Regions from separate parts of the Homo sapiens genome. Here regions 2 and 3 are each linked to region 1. Evidence: chromatin contacts called from ENCODE Hi-C or POLR2A ChIA-PET data. All regions are on one chromosome and are shown on one strand. The core of a region is the stretch at or near the end of the contact, and the rest is flanking DNA. Distances in the headings are between cores, read along the strand shown. Region 1 overlaps NAV2 (neuron navigator 2). Region 2 overlaps NAV2 (neuron navigator 2). Region 3 overlaps NAV2 (neuron navigator 2).

Region 1 (4,103 bases), core at 816-3,315:
ATTAACTGTGAGCCAGGATGAGACCAGGTGCCTTTTATACCCCCATCACAACAACCCTAGAAGGTAGCTTCCATCATTATCCTTTTCCAGATGAGAAGACAGACTCAGAGAAATTCAATTAACTGGCCCAGCACACATACCCCGTGTGTGGAACCTAGGTCAGCCTGATCCCAGAGCCCATGCTTATTCTTCTTATCCCACATCTCCTTCCCAAAACAGAATGTCTCATCCTGAGCCTCTGCCTATGCCTAGATGAGGGGCTAGGGTTACAAATGGAATGTCTGCCTTTCCATGTCATAGTGAGTCTTTTTTTTCTTCTTTAATCAATTCCTTTACATGTAGAATAGCAAAACAGTTAAGGGAGTAGACTCTCGAGCCAGGCTTCCAGCAAACAAACCCCAGCTTGCCACTTACTAGCTGTGTGACCTTGGGCAAGTTACTCAACTGCTCTCTGTCTCTGTTTCCTCATCTATAAAATGGCAATCACAATTGTATATGCTCTCATAGAGTTTTAGGAAGATAAAATCAGTCAATACAGATAAAATATCTAAACCAGTACCTACTCTAAGTGTTTGCTATACCTTGTTAAATAAAAGCATGGTGGAAAGTCAGGGACAAAGGTGCTACTGTGTGAGGGGAAAGAATGAGAGGTTCTTTATCACAACCCACAGCTGGCCCCTGGCAGAGCACATTAAATGGCATCAAGGTCTAAGTTCTCCATTCTTTTTAATGGAATGGATAAAATATATTCCTCATTCTATAGGATGGTTATGAGAATAAAATGAGTTAAAACATGGAAGGCACTTAGAACAGTACCTTATCATCATTTTTGTTATCAACATTAATAAACTGGTGGTTGTGAGGGTGCTTAATTAAATATGCTCACCTCAAGCAACACAAAAAACTCAATAAACTAAAAATTAACCACAAGTCCTGAGAGTAATTACAATGTTCTATTTGGGTCCTCTGGATAAACTGAGGAAGAAAAGAATTAGGGAAAGACACTTCTAGAACAGCACTACATATCTATTTCTTAAATCCTATTAGGAACTTCCAAATTAATACTGAGTGCTCAAAGCACTGCTCAGCTGTAGATAATGAAATCAGAATAATGGTATGTTAGAATCCTCCAGCTACACACACACACATTCAGGCCAGCTCCCTCCCTGGTCTTTCCGTCTGTCCATCTACCCATCCTGTATTTACTAAATGCTGACTACAGGCCCAGTCACCAAAATGACAGACGCTTAGGATACTCAAGTGAAAGACATGGTATTTCCTTCAAGAAGATGAGTAAACAGACAACCACAAGAGAGTGTATTATGTTAAAAGCAGGCACAGGACACTTGGGGACACAAAAGATGATAGGCACCTCATTATGTCAACACTTTGAGGAAACAAGTGACCTGAATATTAAAGGTCACACTGCCCAGGAAGGGGCAAGCGGGAGATCAGTCCTGTGGCAGACTGGACAGTACTTTATCTGTAAATAAGTACTTTGTATATTACCAAAGTACAAAGGCATGAAAATACACGGCCTCTTTGGCATACTACAAGGTATCTGGTCTCGCTGGGGTGTAGAGTTTGAGTGGCCAAGTGGCAGGAGAGGATGGTAATCAGATCTTGAAGGATCTTCTATTCCGTGCTAAAGAGTATGGAGAGGGAAATGGGAAGGCAATGACAGTTTTAAACAGGCATGACTGAAGAGACAGACAGACGTGGAGGTTGTTGCCACCTTTGAAAGACAATGAACGATGGCCAACACATAAGATAGTGTGTATATGCTGCCCTGGGTGGGAAGCAGTGGATGCTTCCTGCTGATCTTGGCCCTGAGCTCTTTCTACTTTGCTTTAAATTCTAAGTGGCCTATGGACTTTTCTTCATTCCTTCTTGGTTCTGCAACATGTGTGTGCCCTTAGAGCTGTGTAAAAATAGGCCCAGGGCCCAGGGAAGAGGCAACTCAGCTGCCCAAGGATCTCAGACACTCCCCAGGCATGTGGCCGGCTTTCTGGCAGCTGTTGGGAGGGCTCAAGGTCACTGGGCCTGGAAATCTGATCCCACTGCAGATGGCCTTTTCCTGGCCCAGGAGGCTCTGGAGAGAATGTAGCCAGAGAGGTACCTGGCGCCAGGGCTCTTCGAGGCCAATTCAAGGAGCTGCCTTTCACAAGGGGCCACCTGCCCCTGTTTCAGCTTTCATGTTGCCATCAGCAGGTCAACTCAGGCCCTTTCCAGAAATGTTCCATCTCCTCCCTTTTTGCTAACTCTCAGCTAAACCTAACTGGTTCTGCTGTAGCTGCAGATGAAAACTAAGGAGAACACGGCTTGGTGAGGTGGAGACTATTTTTATGATACCCCTTCTCTGTCACAGAGGTAAACACCATATCTCTGAAAATAGACTTGGGTTCGAGCTCCAACTCTGCCTCTCCCTAGGTAAAGAATCTGGGACCACGAGCACCCTTTTAAATCCTCAGTCCCCATGTACAAAATATAGACAATAACTGCATCTTTATCATAGGGCTGTTTTGAGTGATTGAGTAGGCTCTCAGCACATAGTCTGGTGCATAGTGAGTGATCAATAAATGTTAGCTCATTAAAATCTCATGGTAACCCTGCGAGGTGTTGTTCTCTTCCACATTTCTCACAGAAGGAAGTGAAGTGCTAAGGCCAAGTGGATTATCCAGGGCCACTTATGATGGGACTGAGCGAGACTGACCACAGTGTTCTGTGACATGAGATCTCTCAGGGGTTTCCTTTGAGTCCAGTGCTATCATTCAGAGAGATGTAGGCATACAAATGAATTCAAACCCCACTAAACAAGCCCCCACCCAAAAGCAGAGTTGGCTGTTCCCGAGGCATGTCTGTTTTTTAACAAATACTTAAGTCCCTTGAAAAATCATCAAAAGAGCTAACATCTACTGAGGCCAGCAACTCTGTGGCCAGCAACGTGCCAGCACTTCATGTAGATTGTCTCATGGAAGCCTTAAAACAACCCCATGAGGCAAATACTGTTACTACCTCTGTTATAGGAACTGGCTCCCTTAGAGACTAAGGGACACACCTGGGTTACAAGCAGTTGGCCTTCCCAGCCCTTGCTCTCAGCTGTGATGCCTTGCAGAGGTCAGAGGTAAGACCTAATCCGACTTCACAGAAAAGAGACTGAGGAGGACCAGAGAAAGGAGGGCTGGAGCCAAGAGCAGAGCTGAAACCTGACACTGCCATGTTCCTTCCTAGGCTACATCCCGCTGCATCTCCCCAGGTGCTGGCCTCCTGCAAGGGGCAGCTATGGTGGCCCTGTCCTGGGCTACCTACCCCTACTTATAGCAGCTTTTATCACTCATATATGGGGTTCCACAGCTTTTATTTGGGAAAATGAGGGGTTCTGCTTATGGAATAGAAGTTAGAAAATCACTGCCTGGCCCTTCTCTGTGCCTAAGTGCAGATTCCTACTGTCTTAGGAACTCCAGTGCTGGCATTTTCCATAGAGCTCCCTGAAAGGACAGGGTGAGAAGAAGGGCTGTGCTCTATGCAGCAGGGGCACCAAACCTGGAGTCTATGGAGCCCCAGGGCATACATGAGCTGGCCTCTGGGGTTCATGATCTGCTCAGGTTGTATGCAAAATTCTGGGATAAGTGCAATTTGGGGAGGAGAGAGCTAGAAGATTTCTGAAGGGTTCTCAGATTTCCAAAAGGTTCTATGTCCCCCAAAACATGAATGATCACTGAAAGAAATCTTCATTATCGTAGTAACTGCCATATACTGAGTGCTGATTATATGCCAGGAGAATAGGGATAATAAGATCACCCGCATCAAAGGGCTGTTGGGAGGATGAACTAAGGGGACATGCTGTATTTGTAAAGCACTTAGAATGGTGCTTGGCACAAGACAAACACTGTAAGCTTTGGTTATATTTTATCACTTTAATTAATATTATCCATTATTATCATTTTCATTGCCTCATTAGTCTTCATGAAATCTTTATGAGGTATGTATTATTATCAACCCCACTTCATAGAACAGGAAATATGAGGCTTCAAAGAGTCAAGTAATTAGCTCAAGGCTGCAGAATAGCAGAAAAGGAATTAGAAACCTGGCCTGGCTGGTCC
Region 2 (4,103 bases), core at 822-3,321, 46 kb before region 1:
CAGGCAGTGTTAATTTATTCAAAGGATGTGAGAGGACAGGAAGAGAAAACACGTAATATCACAAATATTTAAAAAGACAGCTATTTCTTTGCCCCTGAAAATCTGTGATTCTGGTCTGGAGCCCTAGGGCCACTTGGAGTCAACAGAAGTGAGTAGTCTTCCTGCGGGCAAATCTGCTCACATATATATATATATATATAAATCACAGGTCAGGCACAGCTGTGGCTCATTGCTGCTTGCAGGAGAGAGAAAACGAAATCAAAGGCAAATCTAACCATGATGGCAATGATGATACAACAAACAACTTGCAGGTTTTCCTAAAGGTTCTGCAGACTTTCCTCCAAACCTCACAGGCAAAATCTGAGATCAGTCTTTGGGAAAACTAGTAGGTTATGTTGCTGTCCAGGAATATTTTTGTTTTTTATACATGAACTGTGTACTTGGTCACCACCTTATGGAACAAGTGAATGAATTTCATGGGAGTCTCTAGGCCTTTTCTAGCTAAGAAGTATTATATACTATCACTTTTTCTTTAGCTTCATGTCTCAGTGGGTTGTTCTGTGTAACCAGAACTAAATTCAGTGATGATGGTAGGAGGGGGCATGATTTTAAGATAAATTCTTTAGGATTTCCCTACAAAGCATAAAGTGCTCTATGGGTTTTGAAAAGTTGCCTGTTACAATTTTTAATTCCCTTTTTTTTTAATTACACTTTAAGTTTTAGGGTACATGTGCACAACGTGCAGGTTAGTTACATATGTATACCCGTGCCATGTTGGTGTGCTGAACCCAGTAACTCGTCATTTAACATTAGGTATATCTCCAAATGCTATCCCTCCTCCTCCCCCCACCCCACAACAGGCCCCGGTGTGTGATGTTCCCTTTCCTGTGTTCATGTGTTCTCATTGTTCAATTCCCACCTATGAGTGAGAACATGCGGTGTTTGGTTTTTTGTCCTTGTGATAGTTTGCTGAGAATGATGGTTTCCAGCTTCATCCATGTCCCTACAAAGGACATGAACTCATCATTTTTTATGGCTGCATAGTATTCCATGGTGTATATGTGCCACATTTTCTTAATCCAGTCTATCATTGTTGGACATTTGGGTTGGTTCCAAGTCTTTGCTATTGTGAATAGTGCCGCAATAAACATATGTGTGCATGTGTCTTTATAGCAGCATGATTTATAATCCTTTGGGTATATACCCAGTAATGGGGATAGCTGGGTCAAATGGTATTTCTAGTTCTAGATCCCTGAGGAATCACCACACTGACTTCCACAATGGTTGAACTAGTTTACAGTCCCTCTTAATATTTTTTAAAAATTGGGACTAAATGTTGAAATATTTTTGTCACTTACTGACAGAATAATGAAATTCTAATTTAACTTACTGATGTCATTAGAACAATTCCTCCGAGTGAAATTCTTAGGTCAACGGGGTCACACATTAAAGCCTATGAATTGCAGGCTATGACATGGATGACCCTTGGGGACATTATGCTAAGTGAAATATGCCCATTATTTATATTATTCCATATTTTTATGCATATCCTATCACATTTTGATAGATAAAATTTTCTCAGTGTTTATTTTCCAAGCAGTAAAGTGCTTTATAAGTAATTATTTAATTCTTCAGTAGCTCTGTCCCATACACAAAAAGACAAATGCTGTGTGATTTCATTCACATGAGGTATCGAGAGTTCTCACTCATAAAAACAGAGAGTAGAATAGTGGTTGCTAGGGGCTGCTGGTGGGAGGTGGTGAAGGAGAGTTATTGTTTAATGGGCACCGAGTTTCAATTTTGCAAGATGAAAAGGTTCCAGGCATTGGCTGTACCACAATGTGAATATACTTAACATTATTGATTAAAATGGTGAAGAGGGTTAATTTTATGTTATAGGTATTTTGCCACTACTTTTTGAAAAAGTAGTCTATGAATTGGCTCACCTGAGAGTGCAATGCCAGATCCTGACACAGTCAGAGTCTGACTCACTTACAGGAAGGCTTCGGTGAAGGAGCAGGGGTGATGGGATTACATCACGGACTTTACCTCACCTGAAAACAGTCCACACCTCAGCTACAGCACCCACCACAACAAACTGTGGCTTATCTGTTCACAAGAGCGTCCCTCCCCGAGACAGAACTCAAGGTGAAGGACAAGAGGTGACCTCATCCAGGTACCTGTTGTGTCTTACCCGGGTGGTTATTTCACTCTGCATGTGGGCTGGCTACCTCAGGAGCTGCAATCAACAGGTCAGACTCAAGGGAAACCAAGGAAAAAGGTGAAGGAAATGCAGAAGTTTCTGAAAGTAAACTTCCACTGGCTTTTTACCTCAGGATGGTTGAAAAAGTTAGTATAAAAAAAAACCTGGGACAGCCCAGGGTAGGAGAGAGAATAAATGCACCCTTCTACAGACTGGGACCACCATCAGTTATTTTTATCATTGTGAATCCTCACAGGAGTTTTCCATCGTCACAGCTCACATAACACTCTCACAGGTACCTTATCCTCATAACAGACCTCCCCAAGGACAGGAAGAAGCCAGAGTTTGAATCCCCGAGTGGAACCTGGATACAATTCCAGTGCTTAGTTACCAGCGAGGGCAAGTTACTTAATTTCTATTAATCTCATTCTCTCTGCCTGTAAAATTGAGTTAACAGTATTTACCTCACAGAATATTTGTAAAGATCAGGTACCATACTGAAAATCAGGCCAGGCGCAGTGGCTCACACCTGCAATCCTAGCACTTTGGCAGGCCGAGGCGGGCAGATCACTTTTGTAGTGATCTGTAGTGGAGTTAGAGACCAGCCTGGCCAACATGGTGAAACCCTATCTCTACTAAAAATACAAATATTAGCTGGGCATGGTGTTGCACACTTGTAATCCCAGCCACTTGGCAGGCTGAGCTAAGACTGTGCCACTGCACTCCAGCCTGATTGACAGAGTGACACTCTGTCTCAAAAAAAAAAAAAAAAAAAAAAAGAAAGAAAAAGAAAAAGAAAAGAAAGAAAATCAAAGTTCCTGGCATATAATATGCACTTAATAAATAAGTATGATAGCCGGGCACAGTGGCTCACGCCTGTAATCCCAGCACATTGGGAGGCAGAGGCGGGCGGATCAACTGAGGTTGGGAGTTCGAGACCAGCCTGACCAACATGGTGAAACCCCGTCTCTACTAAAAATATAAAATTAGCCGGGCGTGGTGGCACATGCCTGTAATCCCAGCTACTAGGGAGGCTGAGGCAGGAGAATCGCTTGAACCCGGGAGGCGGAGGTTGTAGTGAGCCAAGATCACACCACTGCACTCTAGCCTGGGCAACAAGAGCAAAACTCCATCTCTAAATAAAAAAATAAGTATGACTTCCCTTTCTTTCTTCTGACACTAAAGTCTTTCCCTGGGGCATTGCCTCTACTGGAATTTGCACCATGGTCCTTTAAGGGGCCTCGTTGTTCTCAGGCTGCTCAGAGCAGATATGGGAGCCTTTGCCCAGGGCAGGGTCAGGTCAGTCACTGTCCTAGCATTGGCGGGCACACCCATAGGCAGCTGTAGAACACAGTATACTTCTATACCTGTTAAATCCACCAGGAACTTTTATCTTTATTTTCTCAATTTTTTGGACTTGAGTCTCACATCCATCTTTCAGACTCTTTTATGATAGCTTCTCCCCAAATGAGTATAGGGCAAGGGCAGACTGGCCCGCGAGGAGAGGCCCAGCGCAGGCTTTTCCTAACACCTTCCCAACTTTCTCCTCCTGTGCCAGTCAACCAGCCCTCAACAGGCGAAGCTTCAAGCATTTGTTTCCCACTTCCAGGGAAAGCACGGTATTAATCATGGTTCTGAAACCGAAGTGCCTGGGTTCAAATTCAACTCCATCTCTCACTATCCCTGATATGACTTCAGCAAGTACTTAAACTTTCTTTGCTTTAGTTTCATCTTTCGTAAAATAGGGGTAAAATAAGACACATGGTAGGTACTCATAAAGTTTAGCTTTTACACATCAATGTAAAAACACAAAACTTTCTGTTACATATATATATACACACACAAATACATATATACATACACATATATGCATTGTGAAAGTTATGGATGGATATATATA
Region 3 (4,103 bases), core at 1,034-3,533, 36 kb after region 1:
AAGGGGTGTCTCCTCTACCCAGGGGACAACCTGGCCCAGAGCACAAAAGAACAATTTGCACAAAGATACTATTTATTCTCCAAAGTCCTGGAAGAAGGCCCTGATTGATTCATCTCAAGAAGAATAATAAAGTCCTAACAACAGTGCTGTCTCTGCCTCCTGTCTGCAGTGCTTACCATTTATAAAGTTCTTTTGTAAATACAATCCAATCTGAGCCTCACCACAATCCTGGGAAACATGGGCGGTGGCAGCTTGCATTCTCCCCATTGCATGGATGAAGCCAGTGAGATACCAGCTGGACAAGGTTAGCATCTGTCCAGCTAACAGACCAGGTATTCCAACTCAGTCCAGTCATCTTTATGCCACAAGGCAGTTACAAAAATCAGGCCAGGTCATTCAGATGACCACGATGAAGAAGAAGTTCTAGGATGGAACTGGAAGGAGCCTTGTGTTCCTATGAAGATGGGAATTTGAATTCTATGTCTAATCACCCAGGTCCAGCATGGGATGGGAATTCCCATGCAGGCATATAAGATGTGTTCATCCAACTTCAGAACCACATACAATAGCTGCCTCCTATTGAAATGTCTATTTTTAACATTCTATCTCAAAAGAAATCTCTTCCACAGGGCAGTGAGCCTAGACCCCAGGAGTTAAAAATAATAATGAGAACTCAGGGACATCCCCATTAATTGTGCTTGGCCTGGGTAGTGCTACACATCTAGAGCAAACGACACACATGTCCAATATCCCAGCAGCCTTCCACCTTTAATGAGCCACACACCCAGAGGATGAAGGAACAAGAGGATATCAAATACTCAGAGGACTCAGTAAAGTGGCTCACATGGAAAATGACCTCAAAACTGTGTGAAAACGTATCTTCATGCAGGGGTTTTTTTCCCTACACCTTTCATACCCACATCGTTCTTATCTTTGTACATAAAGGGCCACACAGAATATCTGCTCACCAAAGCAAATGCTTTGCGGGTTTAAACGTTTTTATAATAGATCACTCCAAGGTCAGCTGTATAGAGTAAGCATTAAGCAGATAAGAGAAGCACACTCTTTCCTAGAAAATAAGCACCTGCCAAGCCACCTAATAATGCTAATGTTGCCTAGGAAGTTGGGTTAGATAGGTGGGGGAGAAGGATAAGTTTTAGGAGGGGAGGGTAAACTACAGCATTTTTACAAGAAGAATAGGCTAAGAAGGTTCTCTCTCTGTCATAAAGCCATTGCCTCTGACCACATCAAAGTGACCATTCTACCTGGGCATGGTGGCTCAAGTCTGGAGTCCCAGCTGCTCCAGAAGGCTGAGGCAGGAGGATTGCTTAAGCTCAGGAGTTCAAGACCAGCCTGGGCAACATAGTGAGATCCACTCTCTCAAAACAAACAAACAAAAAAGTGGCCATTCTGATTGTAAAACCAGAGCGCCACACAGCTGCAGGCACCAGGACTGCCATTAGCCCCTGAGTTACAGTAACTGTCTGAAGGTTAAGGAGGCATAAAGGAATAAAAATGCATCTTGCCTTTTTGCTCTGTGAATGCATGCTCCCAAATGGATTCTCGGCAGCAAGTGGAAAGCCATGGGTACAGATGCCTTCCAGCTTAAATGATACCATTCAGGTCACCCTGGCCAGGGGAGGGAGAGGGCAGTGGGCCCTTCCCGGGACATCCATGGGTCTCACTGAACAGGAAATTGCTTCCAGTTTCCCCCAAGCAAGTCCCTCCTTCAATGAAGCCCTCAGGAGTACTCCCTGGCATCTCCTCCAACTCTTTTGCACCTGCTGAGGCCCACAATTAAGAAAACAAGCGAAACCTGCCACACCTGTTGACATCCAGGACCTTCCCAATTTCAGCTTCCTCAGCTTGGCCTTTGGTTTATGCAGTTGTATTTTCTCAGGCCACCAACAATGTCCAGACAGATCTTTCTCTACCTGCTCTAAAAATACACCACCCAGCCCTCACCCTGGGCGGACATATGAAACAAAAAAGCAGCACAAAGGTGGCAGTTAGCTCTTCTAGCTTTCCACAGATGAAAGTCCTGCTTGGAGGGCTCGTGGTCTCTGCTCTGCATAGAAAATAAATTGAAACCATCTCTAAACACAAGTCCAATTCAAATAAACTTCATTGTCTCTCCCCAGAGACCCTGCCAACATCCCTGGAGGTTGCTTACCACTTTATAATGGTCACAGGAATCCCGACTTTGACCCCGAGCGGGAACCCATAAGTTGATGCTTACAGGCATGGCTCAACCCACAGCAGCAGCGCAGTCCTCAGCAGTCAACGTCCCATGCCCTCTCTGGGAGTGTCTAGTTCAAAGCACTGTGGAAGCGTGTGAAGCCTCCAAGGTTAATTTTAGCTGAAGTCACGCACCCGCTGTGGTCAGATTTTCTTACACAGGCCACCTCCTGAATAGCGGCAGCTTATGTTACCCCAACCCACTGGGCGGCCCTCTGGCCCCCAGCCCTGACTCCAAACTGCTGCAATTCTTCCATCTCCATCTCCCCCATCAAATTCTCACCCTCCAAAATAATCCAACTCTCGGTGCTTACATTTTCATGACACACTCAGGGGAAATAAATCACTGTTTCTTTGGCTGCCCCAGGCAAACAAACCTGGGGAATCATTCCCCCACTTGGCCCACGCTTGGCAAAAGCTGGGCATGAAGCTCTAGGCCAAGGGACTGTGCAAACTTCACTTGAACCAGGCAGTGGCTGCTGAGGCCACACAAGAGCAAAACCTTACATGCTTTCCAACTCCTCCAGTGGGGTTTTGACAATCATCCTCAGAGCTTTTAGTCGCATGGTGCCTCCATGTGCCTCATCTTTTGCTTGACTCTGTTGAAAAGAAAAAACAACAGTGCCTGCCCTTACATTTCTCTAAAAGGCCAGTGCAGGAGAGGAATCTACATGTTTCATCGAAAGGTCTCACTCCTGCAAAGAAGAGTTTGAGCCTTCATTCAACTTTGTAGAGGTTATGAAAAGGCTACCGAGACATTGGCATGGGTGCCGGATTCCAGATTCCAACAAGGGAATGAGTATAGGCTTCAGGTGGAAGGTTATTAGAAGAAGTAAATTTCAGGCCTTGCCTCCTGCCAAGCTCAGAGATAGGGGCCTGGCAACTTCATGATGCAATTTGTGCAAGAGTTGCTTGCTGGACTGAATTCTGGTCTCCTCTTAAGATTGCCTTTTTTCATTGTGGACAGGACTATAGAAAGGCGATGGAAAAACTAAGCAAATCCAGAGTGGCCTGCTATGATCGCAGACAAATCCCACAGCCTGTAACCTTGAAGACAAAACTCTGGTATGCAGTGTTTAAATCAGGTGTTAAGGCCACATCTAGAAACTGCTCCAAGTAGGATGAAATGCAATATCTTTGCTCCACCTTAGGTCTACCTGTTACACTACCAAGGCATCTTAGGTCTTTCCTTCATATGACTCATTACTCTTGTAATTATTTAATTCATTCAGGTATTTATTGAGCACATACTCTGGTACTCTGATAATCTTAGAGGATTCAACAGTGTCTAAGGAAGTGCTCTCATGAGGCTTTATTCTACTGAGGATGAGAGGTAGGAGAGAGAGACAAAATGGTAATAAAAAATAAGCAAACTAATATTAGAGAATAATAAATGCTATGAAGATGCATTAGAGAGTGAATGGCCAGGAGTGGAGGGATAATGTGGTTGGGAAATCAAGAATGGCCTCTCTAAGCAGGTAATATTTGATTAGAGACCCAACTGATAAGAAGAGAGCAACCATGCAAAGGCTCAGGGGGTGGTTCTCCCAGACCAGCAGCATTAGCATGGCCTGGGAACTCATCATAAATGCAGATTATCAGGCCCCACTCCAGGCCTATTGAATCAGAAATTGTGGGGGGTGGCAGCTTAGCCGTGCAATTTGTGCAAGAGTTGCTTGCTGGACTGAATTCTGGTCTGCTCTTGAGATTGCCTTTTTTCAATGTGGACAGGACCATGGAAAGGCGATGGAAAAAATAATCAGCAGACTGGGTTTGAACAAGCATTCTGGTGGTCCTCATGCATACTACAGTCTGGGAACCACTAAGCCATAGGAAGACCATTCCAGGCAAAGGATTCTAAAGAC

Evidence for each region. A loop is a pair of places that touch in the nucleus more often than their neighbours do. ChIA-PET counts read pairs that join two places held with the same protein, here RNA polymerase II (POLR2A). Pooled maps may share reads with other maps.
Region 2: a map of CD8-positive, alpha-beta T cell shows a loop between it and region 1 (4-fold over the local background). The contact joins two enhancer-like sites. A Hi-C loop is called at or near these places in 3 of 168 maps with a recorded cell type or tissue (CD8-positive, alpha-beta T cell, PC-3 and dorsolateral prefrontal cortex) and 3 of 50 pooled maps.
Region 3: a loop to region 1 is called in a map of psoas muscle, with 4 times the contacts of the local background. The contact joins two enhancer-like sites. A Hi-C loop is called at or near these places in 3 of 168 maps with a recorded cell type or tissue (Right ventricle myocardium inferior, gastrocnemius medialis and psoas muscle) and 2 of 50 pooled maps. POLR2A ChIA-PET finds 5 or more read pairs at or near these places in 3 of 52 experiments (H1, HEK293 and endothelial cell of umbilical vein).

Annotation. Positions count from the first base shown.
Region 1 is chr11:19,847,518-19,851,620 of GRCh38, reverse strand. All of the region lies in intron 3 of NAV2 (neuron navigator 2), which reads right to left. Among named protein-coding and RNA genes, the nearest start is that of MIR4694, 89 kb to the right of the region's middle. Within about 2 kb of position 2,065, at least 5 of the 41 ENCODE cell types and tissues checked have a DNase peak (open chromatin) inside an H3K27ac peak, as active enhancers do; they include psoas muscle, where a contact is called at or near this core.
Region 2 is chr11:19,893,984-19,898,086 of GRCh38, reverse strand. All of the region lies in intron 6 of NAV2 (neuron navigator 2), which reads right to left. Among named protein-coding and RNA genes, the nearest start is that of NAV2-AS3, 85 kb to the left of the region's middle. Within about 2 kb of position 2,071, at least 2 of the 41 ENCODE cell types and tissues checked have a DNase peak (open chromatin) inside an H3K27ac peak, as active enhancers do.
Region 3 is chr11:19,811,926-19,816,028 of GRCh38, reverse strand. The region is part of intron 1 of NAV2 (neuron navigator 2); the gene reads right to left. Among named protein-coding and RNA genes, the nearest start is that of MIR4694, 54 kb to the right of the region's middle. Within about 2 kb of position 2,283, at least 3 of the 41 ENCODE cell types and tissues checked have a DNase peak (open chromatin) inside an H3K27ac peak, as active enhancers do; they include psoas muscle, where a contact is called at or near this core.